Linked DNA regions of Homo sapiens: region 1 is linked to region 2. Evidence: chromatin contacts called from ENCODE Hi-C data. All regions are on one chromosome and are shown on one strand. The core of a region is the stretch at or near the end of the contact, and the rest is flanking DNA. Distances in the headings are between cores, read along the strand shown. Region 1 holds the start of NCOA5 (nuclear receptor coactivator 5). Region 2 holds the start of PIGT (phosphatidylinositol glycan anchor biosynthesis class T).

Region 1 (6,455 bases), core at 377-2,876, 670 kb before region 2:
GTAAAGCAAACATCTAAATAAGAAGTCACCAAGTCCTGAGCACCTGCCTCCCTACAAGAATCTTTCTTCATAAAATTAACTTGCTCCTCTATCAAAAATACTCATCAAACACTATATATTATCGTTTGTTTATTGCTCATATTCCCTAATAGGCCATGAGCTCCCTAAGCACAAGGATTTTGTCTACCTTACTCTCTACTCTCCACAAAATCAAGTGCATAAAAAACACTCATTAAACACTTAATACACAAGTCACTGAATACATCTTTTGGCTAAAGTCCACTACCCACTTGAGGTACTGCCACTCACCTCTAAACCAACATTTTTCCCTAAGCTTGGTTATCTTAATCATCTAATTAATATGATTCTTCTTAAATTTTCATAGTATTAGGATCTATATTGGAGGGAAAGGAATAAGAATGAACATTTGTTGGGTATCCATTATTTGACAGACTTTATGTCTTCATTTCTAATTTCATACAGTCTTATAAAGTGGGAATTGGAATAACCCACTTTGCCTGTGAGTAAACTAAAGTTCTAGTTACAACCATTGAGAATCCCTATTTCTTTCCATCACAGCGTTTATCTCAGTTTGCAATTACACACTCAAGTGTGATTATTCGTCTAATGCTTTCACCAGACTGTAATCTCAAAGATAGCAGAAAAGGGTCTGCATTTGCTCATAACAGCGCCTAACAAGCAGGCATATAATAAGTATAGGGCTACATAGTAGGTATGTAATAAACATTCAGTGAATAAATGAGTGGAGTGAGCATAGGGGTAGATGTCAAAGAAATCTGGCTTCTTGTAGTGTTTAAATTCCGCAGGCACCATTTTTTCTTAGTAGGCAATATTCGCAAGGAGAAGAACTAGACCCCATGGAGTCTGAGGCGTTTCCAACACTAATAAAAGAGTACCTGATTAATATAGCTATGGCTGTGATTAATAGAGTGCATTTACTATTGTGTGAGCAAATCCCATTCCCTGTGACAAATGTATTCTATACATGAAATGAACAGTACAACATTTTACAGGCTTCACGGTCAACAGTTACATTCCGGGAAATTTTTGACGTTGAACGAATATTCCAAGAATAAATAACTCAAGAAGAACCTGTGACTATATCTCCAGAAACCTTTTGCCGCTTGTCAGTGAAACTAATAGAGTACAGAGCCTATTTAAATGTAAATTTAAATACAACATTTTCTCCACCTTTCTGCTCTCTTTGTTCCTTGTGGTCCGGAGGTTACAGGACTATATATATTCTCCAATACACACGTGTATAGGGATTTGGGGTTTTTGCTTTCAGTTTTATGCAAGACTAAATCAAGGTATTTGGGGATTTGAATGTTCTGTTCCCACAGTTAGGGAGGAGGGAATGTGCTCTGAAAACAGAAAAAAAGTACTCTGGGGCGGGGGCTGAGGCGACCACCGTGGGGCCCATCCTCAGCCTAGGACGCTGTTGCTAGGCAACTCCCTGCGTTCTCAACTCCCGCCCGAGAGCCACTTCCCGGGCCCTCATTGCCAAGGAGATCGACGCCCCAACTCAGCCCTGCCGTAAACACGCGCGGTCTTGCGACAGTGCCGCGCCTGCCGCTACGTGCGCGCCCTCTGCCCCCATCTCCACTCTCCGCCCGGCCGCCATTGCCTCGTGCCCGCGCCGGTCGGTTGGTGGCGCCTTTGTCCTACGGCGGGCAGGTGGGCCGACGCGGAGGCGGCAGCGGCGGGCCTGAGGCGAAGGAGCGGCCGGGAGCCCGCCGCGCTGGTAGCGGTGAGTGCCGGGAAGCGCTGGCCGTCAGCCGAGGCGTGGGGCTGACGGGCAGGCCGTTGTGGGGGGCCTGGCCGGACGGGGAGGCTGAGGCGGGAAGGCCCACTCGACGCGCGGCCACGGTCTCGGCTCCTCTCCGGGTGCGCGCGGTGCTGCGCATGCCCGGTGCGGGGCGCGGCCGCCTCCGGCTCCCGTCAGGCCCAGGCCCGGCCGGCCGAGGCGGCCTACGGTTCTCTGTGGTGGACGCAGGTCGGCGGCGTCGCATCGCAGCCGCCTGTCTGTGCACGAACGGTCGGTCACTAGGAGTCCTCAAGGCTTCTCTGGTTGAGCCGCACATCCCGCACCCCCTGTCGAAACGGTGGAGTCGCTCGCCCGCGGGTCCTCAGCGAGTCAGTGGCGCAGTCGGGATTCGAACCGGGCCCAAGGCGTCCCGTGGCACCGGGCGTTCTCCAGGCGTGCAGCGCCGAGCGGTGTACTGAGCGCTGTCCCCCGCCACCGTCTCGCGGCCCCTGACCGCATTCTCGGGGTGTCTCCTTGTGGTGTGACACCCCACGCGTTTTGTAGGCGCGGACCTCGGGCCCAGAGAACGGGGAGAGGAACTGTTCCCGGGTTTACCACGTAGCTCAGCGCCAGCGTCCGATCCGGCCGGCTTTCCAAGCTCCCGGCGCGGGGCACTGTCCGCTCCCCGCCAGCGGGCGAGGGGCTTCTCTTAGGACGGCGTTGCACACGTTTCAGTCTCGCGTTGCACCTTTATGTCCGTGGACCATCTGTACTGCTATTTACCAAATGTTACATTTTTTAAAAAATTCAAACTGACTCTTTTTTTCTCCTTAAATATATTTAAGGCGGCAACTTCAATCACAAACCGGGTACTGGAAAGCCAGTTATTTTTCTAATGCTTATAAAAAAAATAAATATCTGTCTGTTGAAATAAACAGTGCGTCCTTGTTCCTCCTGAAATTATTCTGCGTTCCACACTTTGGGAAACGCTGCCCGAGGAGTAGCTGATTAATTGTGGTTCTTCTGGCTTGCACTCTGTGCACAGAATTTTTCCTGAGGCAAAGCAGATTCTATGAATGCCCTGGGCTCTTCAGGGATAATGTAACAGCTTTCTTGTAAACTGTTCTCTTTGTTGACTTAAAAGTGTTAGTCCCAGGGAACTGCAAGAACTGTGTTCACTCAGGTGCACCCGGTGTGCCTGAATTTTCTTACAGCGTTGTGATGTCGTAGCCCCCTGTTGGCTCATAAAAAGATGTTTCTACAAATGCTGGGGAAGCTTTTGTGAGTTTTGACAACTCTTAATTTAATGTTTTCTCTATGAGTCAGTCTGGGTGTGAAAACTAACTTTGTGTCTACTTTTTGCAACCAGTAAAGCCCATGCTTTGCATTGTGGATATTAGAAATCACTTGGCTATTTGTTAACATCCATTTCTTCCTTTATTGTGATTTCTTTGCCTTTCTTTGAGCTCATCTGTCACTCTTCAGATTGCCTTTGAAACCTCTGACACTTCTCTTAACCTAAAACTTAGAAACACTGATTTTCCTTGTAGAATGTCCCAGCGAATCCATATTGCAAGGCTCATTGGAAGGAGTTTTTCTAGATTCAGTTTGCTCAATGTTGCATACCTGTGAACACCACAAGTTTAAAGGAGGCATTGACAGATTAACTTACTTGTAAGTTAATAGTGTGTTCATAAGATCTGTTTATGTGAATGTAAGAGCAGATTTAATTTAAATCATTGACAGGAAAGTCCCATAAGTCAGTTCAGGCTTATTCAAGTTTTCTTCCCCTCCCCTCAAAGGCTGTGTAAAAAAATATATATATATGTATATGTATATATATGTGTGTGTGTGTATGTATCTCTCCCCCTGTTAAAAACATGTTTCTTTGGGGTTACCTTGGTATGATCACAATGTAGAATTTACGTAAGGCTAAGGTCATTTTCTTCACATTTCTGAGAATTTGATTTAAGCCCGGCGTCCGTTTCAGAACTTCAGCAAATGGAAACTCATCTACCAGTGCTTGAGAGCTAAGAAAAAACAACTTGTTTGTTTTGGTTTTGTTTTTGTTTTTTCTGAGACAGAGCTTCACTCTTGTTGCCCAGGCTGGAGTGCAGTGGTGCGATCTTGGCCCCCGGGTTCAAGCAATTCTCCTGCCTCAGTCTCCTAAGTAGCTGGGATTACAGGCGTGCGCCACCACGCCCGGCTAATTTTGTATATTTTTAGTGGAGACGGGGTTTCTCCATGTTGGTCAGGCTAGTCTCGAACTCCCAACCTCAGGTGATCTGCCCGCCTCTGCCTCCGAAAGTGCTGGGATTACAGGCATGAGCCACCGCGTCCAACCAGAATAAACAATTTTTGGAAAGACTTTCGTAGTCTGATGAGAAAAGATTTATTGGTTTGAAACTTCATTTTAAATAATCATTGCAAGCAGTCCATGTTTATGACCTGCAGATGGCAGTGCCTTTGTGTAATGTTTTACTACTGTGAGGATTAATAAAATTTAGTTGTGCTTTTAAGAATGGAAAATCTTCACAAGAAATATATTAAACTTTTTCTTCCCTTCAGTTTAGGTTGTTCTCTTGTTTTTGACTCCCCACGTGAAGAATGAAACGTCTATTCCTGAAGTCACTGTTACTCTTAGTGTAGTAATGATAATAACATACAGCCAGTAGTGCATATGGTAAATACTAAATCATTGCTCCTGCCCGTCATCTTATGAGACTGATAAACTAGTTTGATCTTTTTTATTTATAGGGAAATGATGACTCAAAGAGGTTAGATTTCTTGCCCCAGATCACATAATTAGTAGAACATATTCAAGACATCATTGGAGATAATTGATTTCAGGGTCAAGCAAAATTGGGAAATGTTGAGATATAGTGGTGTCCTTACTCCAAAACTTCTCAGAGGCATTTATGTGCTAAATATGTGCAATGTCAATATCTGAGAGAGGAAGTTATCATGATGCCTTTCTCCTGCTATCCTCTCATGAATATTTTGAAGTAATAGTGTTCCTCAGAACTGACTACTCTTTCTACTACGCTGTATTTCCTCTCTGTACCTTGTGGTTTATTAATGATTACTGCATATCTTTAAGACAGCTGCTTTTAAAGCTCAATATCAGCTTTTTTGTGCAAAAATAGTTGTCCTGTGAATAGCACATATATTTGTTTAGACCATTCTGCTTAAGCAGAGTTAAACTGTCAAAAAGTTAAAAGAGCAATGACTAACAGAATTATCCTTTATGTTACTCTCATTAATGAGAGTCATTAATGACAGGATCAGGGTAAAGCCACTGTCTCAAGCAGCAGTACATTAGAGAAATATGAAGTATATTGACAGCTAAATATATAATACCAGCATGCATGCTGCTTTTTAAATGGTGGTTTTGTTACCACCAGATATGAATATTTATGGGAATGGTCATCTTCATTCTTTATCCTTTCACTTAAAAAAAGAGATAATAGGTCATCTGGACCAATTTTATGTTAAGGAAATAGTTCACCTCATAAGAATCAGAACTTTTCCAGACATCCTATGTAAAGACCAGACAACTTTAGGCAAGGATCAGGGCAGCTTAAGTTGCATTAGAAAACAGAGTGTCTTGTCTTATACCTTTAGCTCTGTAAAGTATCTTAAGGCTGGGTACAGTGGCTCACACCTGTAATCCCAGCGTTTGGGGAGGCTGAAGTGGGAAGATCCCTTTTGATAGAAGTTTGAGACCAACCTGGGCAACATGGTGAGATCCTGTCTCTACAAAAAAAATTAGCCAGGGTGGTGGTGCATGCACCTGTATTCCTAGCTACATGGGAGCCCTTTATTGAAAGTAAAATCATGACTTTTTCAATTTTTTTCTCCTTCAGTGTCAAACCAATGGTCTTTGAAGAATGTTACTAAAATGGGCAATATTTTGAATGTCTTACATTTAAATACTCCCTCACCGCATTTGGGGATAATATACATAAAGTTTCGTTAATTTGGCTTCATTGAGACTCTGTGGTAGTTCAGTTTATAGCCCCCAATAGACCCTCTAGCCACTAGATTCTTCCTTGTCCATAGCAAAGTGTTTTGCAATCTGGATCTAGTCCAACTCTTGCTTCATGTTATTCCTCTCTCTTTTATTCCTCCTATCCCCGTGTTCCCAACACCAAACTTCCTGTAGTTTTTCTAATTTATTATGTCCTTCACACCATTCCTTTACCTTTGTATGTTCTGGGATGACTTTTCTCTTTCTGGTAAACTCCCACTCATTCCTCAGGACCCAGTTTAAATGTTATTTTTAAGCCTTCCCTGCCTCCTCCCATCCCATTCACCCCCACCCCCTCCATACACACATTCTTCCTAGTCTCCTCTCTGCTCTGTTCCTTTCACCTGCCACACACATACACAAAATTAGGACTCCATTATCTCTGCCATAATCCCACTTTAGATTGTATTGTAATTATCTGTGTACTTGTGCCTCTCCTTTATTAAATAAACAGTGAACTCCAGGCCAGGCATGGTGACTCATGCCTATAATCCCAACACTTTGCGGGGCTGAGGTGGGAGGATCACTTGAGCCCAGAAGTTCAAGACCAGCCTGGGCAACATAGGGAGACAGTATCTCAAAAAAAAAAAAATTAGCTGCGTGTGGTGGTGCATGCGTCTTGTCCCAGCTACTCAGGAGGCTGAGGCAGGAAGACCG
Region 2 (7,034 bases), core at 4,044-6,543:
CATAGCCACTCACGTACCGCTGGGCATGCAGGAAGGGCACTGGGGGGGCCTCTGTGTAAAGAAATATCAACAGTTAACAGCTGCCAAAGGTAAGAATCACTCCCCACCCCACCTGCCCAGGCCATGTTCAGAGTCCCAAGCCAGTGAGTAGATGGGGAACAGCCCTGCCACTGAAACTGGGCAATCTGGGTTCTGGAATCATCCCTGTCTTCCCCAGCCAACAAGCGATGATGACAATAGGTTGCTAGTATTGAAGTGCTTACGTGACGAACACCGTGCCCCCTTCGAACCCAATCCAGGTCCTCTCAGGATATTCTGCTCTTTCCCTTGGTAAGGGAACTGAACACAACTGTAATTAATTAACTGACACCTGCCCTAGCTAGTAGACTTATATTTCTTGAGTGCAGTGTCCTCTGTCTTATTCAACACTCTATGCCTGGCACTTAGTATGAATTCAAAAGTATTTGGTTGATTAAGCAAATGCATGAACTAACTCCATTTTTCACATCATCTCATCCAATTTGCTAAGTATACTCTATTTTTCAGATGTGGATGCTGAAGCTTGGGGAGTTTAGGAACCTACCCAAAATCGTAGAGCTTGGAATAGCTACAGTCAGCAGCATATGACTCTGGAAATCTGGTCTAAATACAACCCAATCATCTAACGGCAAAGACGTGGGATTGTGAGTCTTTTCTCTGTAGCCGTTGCAACCCAGCAGTCCAACCAACCACCCACTCACCATTCTCTGGGGGTCTCTTCCACTTGAGCTGGATGTTGAGGTTTCGAGAGTTGTTGATCATGGCGGTGTCAAGCAAGTCATAGATGGCATAGGTCTTCCGAGTGCCTAGGATGACGTCCTGATATGTAGTGGTCGGGGGTGGGTGCACCTCTAATGTCTCGTTGTCCTGGGGACACAAAGGCAGGGCTAAGAAGCAAGCAGAGAGGGTAGGCTGGTCCTGGGGACCAGCGGTGTGTTTGTGTGTGTGGCTGGAGACCTTGTTACCTGGTTGTAGGTGGTGATGTCCACATAGACTCGGCTCTCTGAAGCCAGGGGGCAGGGCTCCGTGAGGGTTCGGGAGAACATCCGGAAGAGGGACCAGTCTGAGAAACAGAGCGCAGGGCTGAGCAGGGGCCAGGCCTAGGCCTAGTCCACATAGATAAGGCAGGGCTGGCATGGGTGGGTACAGATGAGTTGCCAAGGTAACTTACCTTTCTTTCCCTGCCCCGTGATGAAGGCATCAAATACAACTGACAGGGTCTGCCTCAGCTCCCAGGAGATGCTAGTACAGCGTGCATTCTATCACAAGGGCCAGATGGCAGCAGTGAGGGGGTATCACTCTCACCACACAGCCCCCAAAAAGACTCCTACTCAGACTCAATCCCTCATCTATGTATCTTCACATCCATCGATTTGCTACCACCCACTCCTGAGCACTTGACCTCGTGCCAGACCCCGTGCTGACAGCTGTATGTGCATCAGTTTGATAAACTATCACAACAACCCTAGGAGTGGATTCTACTATCAATGTCATGTGGCAGGGTGGGAAACCAAGCTCAGGGGAATGAAATGATTCACCCAAGGTTACGCCAGCTGGCAAGTGACTGAGCTAGCAATTGCACCCGCATAGCTATTGTTCTGAACCACTATTTTCCATGACAAATATTTATTCAGTGCTTGCTAGGCAACCACTGTTTTCTTGGTGCTTGGCCAATGCCCTGAATAACCGTCATCACATCTACCACTCAGTACTCACTCAGCCTGAGCCAGACACTGACCACATGCTTTACATGTACCTTCTCTGAGCCCCTGGATGGCAGCTTCCTCTACTCCCCATGACTTACTCTGCAAACAGGGCGGATATGCACTGCCTGGGAGTGGTAGCTGGTGTGGAACAAGCGATCTGCCTTCAGCAGCACAGAGAGGCCTGCCTGGAGGAGATGGAAAGAGATAAGAGAAGCCCTGTATGGAGCACTTGGCATGGGGCGCAGGTTCTCTATACACCCCCCGCCCCCGGCTGCCAGGCTCTGCGGCCTCACCTTGGAACTACAGGGCAAGAGCTTCTTCCAGGGGGTGAGGTTTTCGGTGCAGACCACCTCCCGCGGCAGCACAGCATAGCGCAGAAAGTAGTGGTCAGTGTCTGAGGGAGACAGAGGTCTGTCTGGGGTGGGCCTTGGGCTCTGACCCCTCGGGATCCACATTCCAGAGATGGGAATGACCCTCCTGCTCCCCACACCACCTCTAGCACCACAGTCTGGACAGTCCCAACTGGGAGTAGGACTCCCTTCTCTCCTTGGGAAAAGGCATGCAGAGATGGCACAGTATTGGGGGCCTGCACACACAGGGGACTTAGGATCTAGCCCAGGCTGAGGAAGCAGGAAACTGAGGGAAAAGGAGGCAAAGGTTTGGGCAGGAGGTAAGAGGAAGAAGGAAAGGGCTGTAGGGGTTATCTCACCATTGGCCAGACCCAGGGGTTTGAAGGAGGCAGTGGGAGTGACTGTGTTGGTGGAGTCGATGAAGTTGAGAGAGGCGCAGAAGATCCCTGAGAGGACATTACTGAGCTCCTTCCAAGATTTATCCACACTGGATAGAGACACAAATCCACTCACTGTCCTGGGGCTACCTCTGCTCCCTCTTTCAAAGTCCACAGCTGGCTGCTAAACCTATGATAGGAGGAGGCTGTATTCTTAACTATTAGACGGGCCAGTTGATGGAGCTGGAACATTGCTGCCCCCAGCCAGCCCACTTGCTGGGTCTCATCCTACTCAGCCCCTTCTTCCTCACTCTCCTCTGGACATCTCTGCATCCCCATGGGTCTCTGCTCAGGTGATTCTTCCTTCCTTGCAAGCCTTTGCTAACTTCTTTCTGCCTACCTTCATGATCCGGCTCCAGTGCTTACCTCCCCTCCACGAAGCCTTTCCTGCCCTCCTTAAGCACAGTCTCCTCTGTGCAGTCACGGTTCTGACCATCCAAGCATCTTACTAGGTCCCTCCTGGGAGATGGCTAGGTGGCAGCAGCATCGTGTCCTGACCACCTTTTCTCCCTAACTAGGCTGTAAGCAACTTGAGGACAAGGACCAGTCTGGGTCATCTATGTACTTCCCCTGACACCATGGAAAGCGCCTCATGTATCAGAGCTGAAATGAGCTCACTGATCTTCCTTGAATGTGCTGGGCTGGGCAAAACAATGCATACTACCCTGTGTATACTCTGGGAATAAAGGTAAGTCCTGATTCTACTATCATGGTGAGAAGTCTTATATCCAAAAAAGCTCACTGAACATGGGAAAAACAACTGTTCTAGGATTTCATAAAAACATCAAATTAAATTAATGTTCTTTTCTTGGAGAAATATCAAAAGAGATTTGCTCTCAGTAATAGAGAAAGCATAAAACTTAATAAGCACTAGAAAGAATTCTAAGCATTTGCTCCACATTTCAGGCAATTACGGGCTGAGGGAAGACAGTGACAGCAGAGTAGACAGGAAAGGGTAGGGGAGCCAGAGTTGAGGCAAGAGAGAAAGTCTTGGCAAGCTGGGGAGTTACTGCTTATTCCTTATTCCTTAGTGTTGTCCAGGAGCTTTTGATAATTCTATGTTCAGAGCTTTTCAACTGCTCCAATCCTTAAGCCTCAAATAAAAATGGCAAACTTGAAGCCGGAAAGCTCTACTCAAACCATAAACATGCTTCATTTGGTATGCACAACATTGACCCGCACAGCACTCAAAAAATTTTTAAATTACTTGCTGATATTTGAATTTGCCAATTTTCACATTAAATTCCAGATTTCTGGTATCTCTTGAAAAATGAGGCCAGGTGTGGTGGCTCTTGCCTGTAATCCCAACACTTTGGGAGGCTGAGGCAGGAGGATCGCTTGAACCCAGGAGTTCGAGACCAGCCTGGGCAATATAGTGAGACCTTGTTTCTACAAAAAATTTTTAGAAACATTTGACTCTGACCACATTAGGCCTCTATTCCCACATGGCAACAATCCATAGAAGCTGAGTGGCAGAGCTGTCCTCGTTAGAATGTCACACAAACTCTCTAGCCTGCCACAATTCCTGCTGCTCCTTTTTATTGCCCTAAAACTTGTTATATCATACTTGCACTATTGATTTCTTATAGTGGGATTAAGAGGAAAATGAGATATATTTCTCATTCCTGTGTTTGTCAATTTTAAAAATACCTTTATTCATTCCTTACCTGTGTGGCCCATGTAGACCTGTTTGCAACCACTGCACAGAAAGGTTCTATTCTAAACAGGATAGCCACAGCAGCCACTGGGAAATAGCGGTTTGTAGTAGGCACAGTAACTAGACCTGCCCCCTCCCAAACAAAAGCAGTTCCTCTAACACTGTGATGTAGCATCCTGTTGGCCAGTTGTAACCCACAGATATGTTATGGTTGGCTTTCGTGGTATTTATTATCATTTAAAAAATATTAATGAATGCCTTTTAAAAGGTTATCCAGTTGCCAGTTTTCTACTGCCTTACCTCCAAATAAGCATTAATTGTTTGCTATTTGCCTCTCCAGGGATATGCATGTGCTACCTCAGGTCTGAAAGTTTTAGGATTGGGAAGTTTATTCATCTGTGGTAACATTTCTTACTTCCAATGCCAGCTCTACCCCCATGGAATCGCTGCCTACTGGAAGTGCTGTCCCCAAGAGCAGTGGCAGGATGACAACACTCTCCCAGCCACATTCCCTCCATGGCCTGCAACAGGGCCCAAGGTGTGCACTCACTCAGTGACAGTGTCTTGGAACCAGACCCACAGCTCTGCACCTGATGGGGCCTGCAGGAAGGGTGGCCCCCAGTATCGGGTCCTCCAAAAGCCTTGTGTGAATGACAGGTGCAGCTCCCGTAGAGAATACTTGGAGATCAGCTGCCCCAGGGCTTTGGGAAAGAGCCTGTAATGGGACACTGGGGAAACGGGAGCAGGTGAGTGACGATCCCCACCTCGTCGGGGTCCACACCCAGGATCCCGAACTCTACCCAGGAATTAGGCCCCGCCCCCAAAGTTTGCCTTCATCCCACGGCCGGCCAGCCAGCAGGCACTACGGAAATCTTTCCCTGGTCAGATCTCGCGCCCTCACCTCCTTCCCGCTGAAGCTCCGAATCCCAGCGCGTGCGGAACTGGAATGTGGCGGCTACGTCCCCGGAAGGCAGCGGGGTGATGACAAGTTCCTCCCGCAGGCTGTCGCGTGGGGGTTCTGCAAGGCACCAGCCGCCGGGCCCCAGGAGCAACAGGACGAGCAGAGCAAGCGGCATAGCCGCCGCCATGCCTGCGGCTACTTCCGCCTACCCAGCGGCGCTCGGCCCCATGAAAAGCCGGTATCCAATAAGAAAGGCGTGTGAGAAGTGACTTCCGCTGTCGTCCCGGAAACCGGGATGCGGTTATCAGAGCGACCGCCTGCGCAGGTCGCGAAGATTCCCTCAGAGCTGGTGGGTCTAAGGGGGTACTGGGAGGACACGAGAGGGAGTAGGCAGGGCGAGTAACCAGCTTGAGGCCGCACCTAGTTCATGGCGTATTCCACCCACCAGGAAATGCTTAATAATATGAAGCTCCTTCACTGCCATTTTACCCATTTGATAGTTGAGGAAACATTGACTGAAAAAGATCAATTACTTTTGGGAAAACCATTGTGGTTTTAATTTGCATTTCCCAAAGTAAGAGGAACCTCCTGCCCCTCTTAGCTTCTAGTGTCTCCATTTGCTGCAAAACCCCCAAATAAGTGGTTCTTTTATTACGAAAATGTTCAAACAAAATTGAAAGAATGAGCACCTGTTACAATAAACCTATTTTCCACCACCTAGATTCTACTATTTACATTATACTATACTTGTACTTTACCACATATTTGTCTATACATCCATCATTCCATCTTGTGTTTTGGTGCACTTCAAAGTAAATTGCAGACATTAGTACACTTTCCTTTAAGTAGTTAAGCATGCATATAATTAACTAGAGTTCAGTATTCGATTGCATTTTGATGTAAAATTCACATACAGTGAAATGCACAAATCCAAAGTACACATTCACTGAGTTTTGACAAATGCACACACCTATGTAACCCGAACTCCTATCATGATACAGAACATTCCTAAAACCCCAGAAAATTAGCAATACCCTTTCCTAGTCAATCCCTGCTCCTCTATCACCTTCCAGAGGCAGTTAGTACCCTGATTTTTTCCCACAATAGATTAATCTGTTCCAGAACTAAATATAAATGAAATCATATAGTATGTATACTGTGTAAGGCTTTTTTTTTTCTCATGGGAAGAATGTTTTTGAGAATCATCCATGTTCTTGCATGTATCCACAATTCTTTTTATTACTGCGTAGTATTATTAATTTATCCATTCAACTCTTGATGGGCACTTTTAAAGTTTTTGGTTATTATTAACAAGGCTGCTGTCTGTGCAAGCTCCTTTGTAGACGTATATTTCTCATATCCTTTGGCCAGGTATTTAAGAGTGGAATTGCTGGGTCAGAGAGCAGGTGTATGTTTAATTTTATAAGAAACTGTCAGACCTTTCTCCAAAATGTATCATTTTATGTTTCCATAAACTATGAGTCTCCATTGTACCACATCCTGGTCAGCATTTGAAGTTTCTAATTTTTTGTACTTTTTAGTTTTGACCACTTGGGTATGTATGTAGTGTTTGCTCATTGTGGTTTTAATTTGCATTTCCCTGGTAACTAAAAATGTTAAGCATCTGTTCATGTGCTTATTTGCCATTTATTTTTTAATTTAATTTTTATTTTTTTGTGAAAGGTCTGTTAAAGTCTTCTGCACCCTCACCCCTTTGTTTACTGGCTTGTCTTTTTATTGACTTTTTCGGAGTTCCAAAGTTAAAGTCATGCTTTAGTTTTTCCACCTGCCCTATGGGAAACACATTCATGAAGGATTTCATGAACAGTCTCTTGGTGACACTCATGACCACACTTCTAGAAAGAGCCAATTTGGTGTCAGGCAGGTCTGCCAAGATATGCGCCAACCAACCAGACATTTCCAGAAAGGAAATGTCAGAAAGAT

Evidence for each region. A loop is a pair of places that touch in the nucleus more often than their neighbours do. Pooled maps may share reads with other maps.
Region 1: a pooled map shows a loop between it and region 2 (8-fold over the local background). The contact joins the promoter of NCOA5 here to the promoter of PIGT in region 2. A Hi-C loop is called at or near these places in 11 of 50 pooled maps.

The regions. Positions count from the first base shown.
Region 1 is chr20:46,085,133-46,091,587 of GRCh38, reverse strand. It overlaps NCOA5 (nuclear receptor coactivator 5), which reads left to right and starts at 1,626. Exons shown (of 8, transcript NM_020967.3): 1 at 1,626-1,771. RefSeq lists enhancers at 1,463-1,512, 1,526-2,339, 2,193-2,402, 2,340-3,154 and a silencer at 1,673-2,022.
Region 2 is chr20:45,414,400-45,421,433 of GRCh38, reverse strand. It overlaps PIGT (phosphatidylinositol glycan anchor biosynthesis class T), which reads right to left and starts at 5,293. Exons shown (of 12, transcript NM_015937.6): 1 at 5,091-5,293; 2 at 4,740-4,917; 3 at 2,455-2,582; 4 at 2,039-2,139; 5 at 1,844-1,930; 6 at 1,211-1,298; 7 at 1,005-1,102; 8 at 741-906; 9 at 1-51. The coding sequence starts at 5,277. It overlaps LOC107985405 (a long non-coding RNA gene), which reads left to right and starts at 3,051. Exons shown (of 2, transcript XR_001754640.2): 1 at 3,051-3,220; 2 at 4,617-7,034. RefSeq lists an enhancer at 1,765-1,824.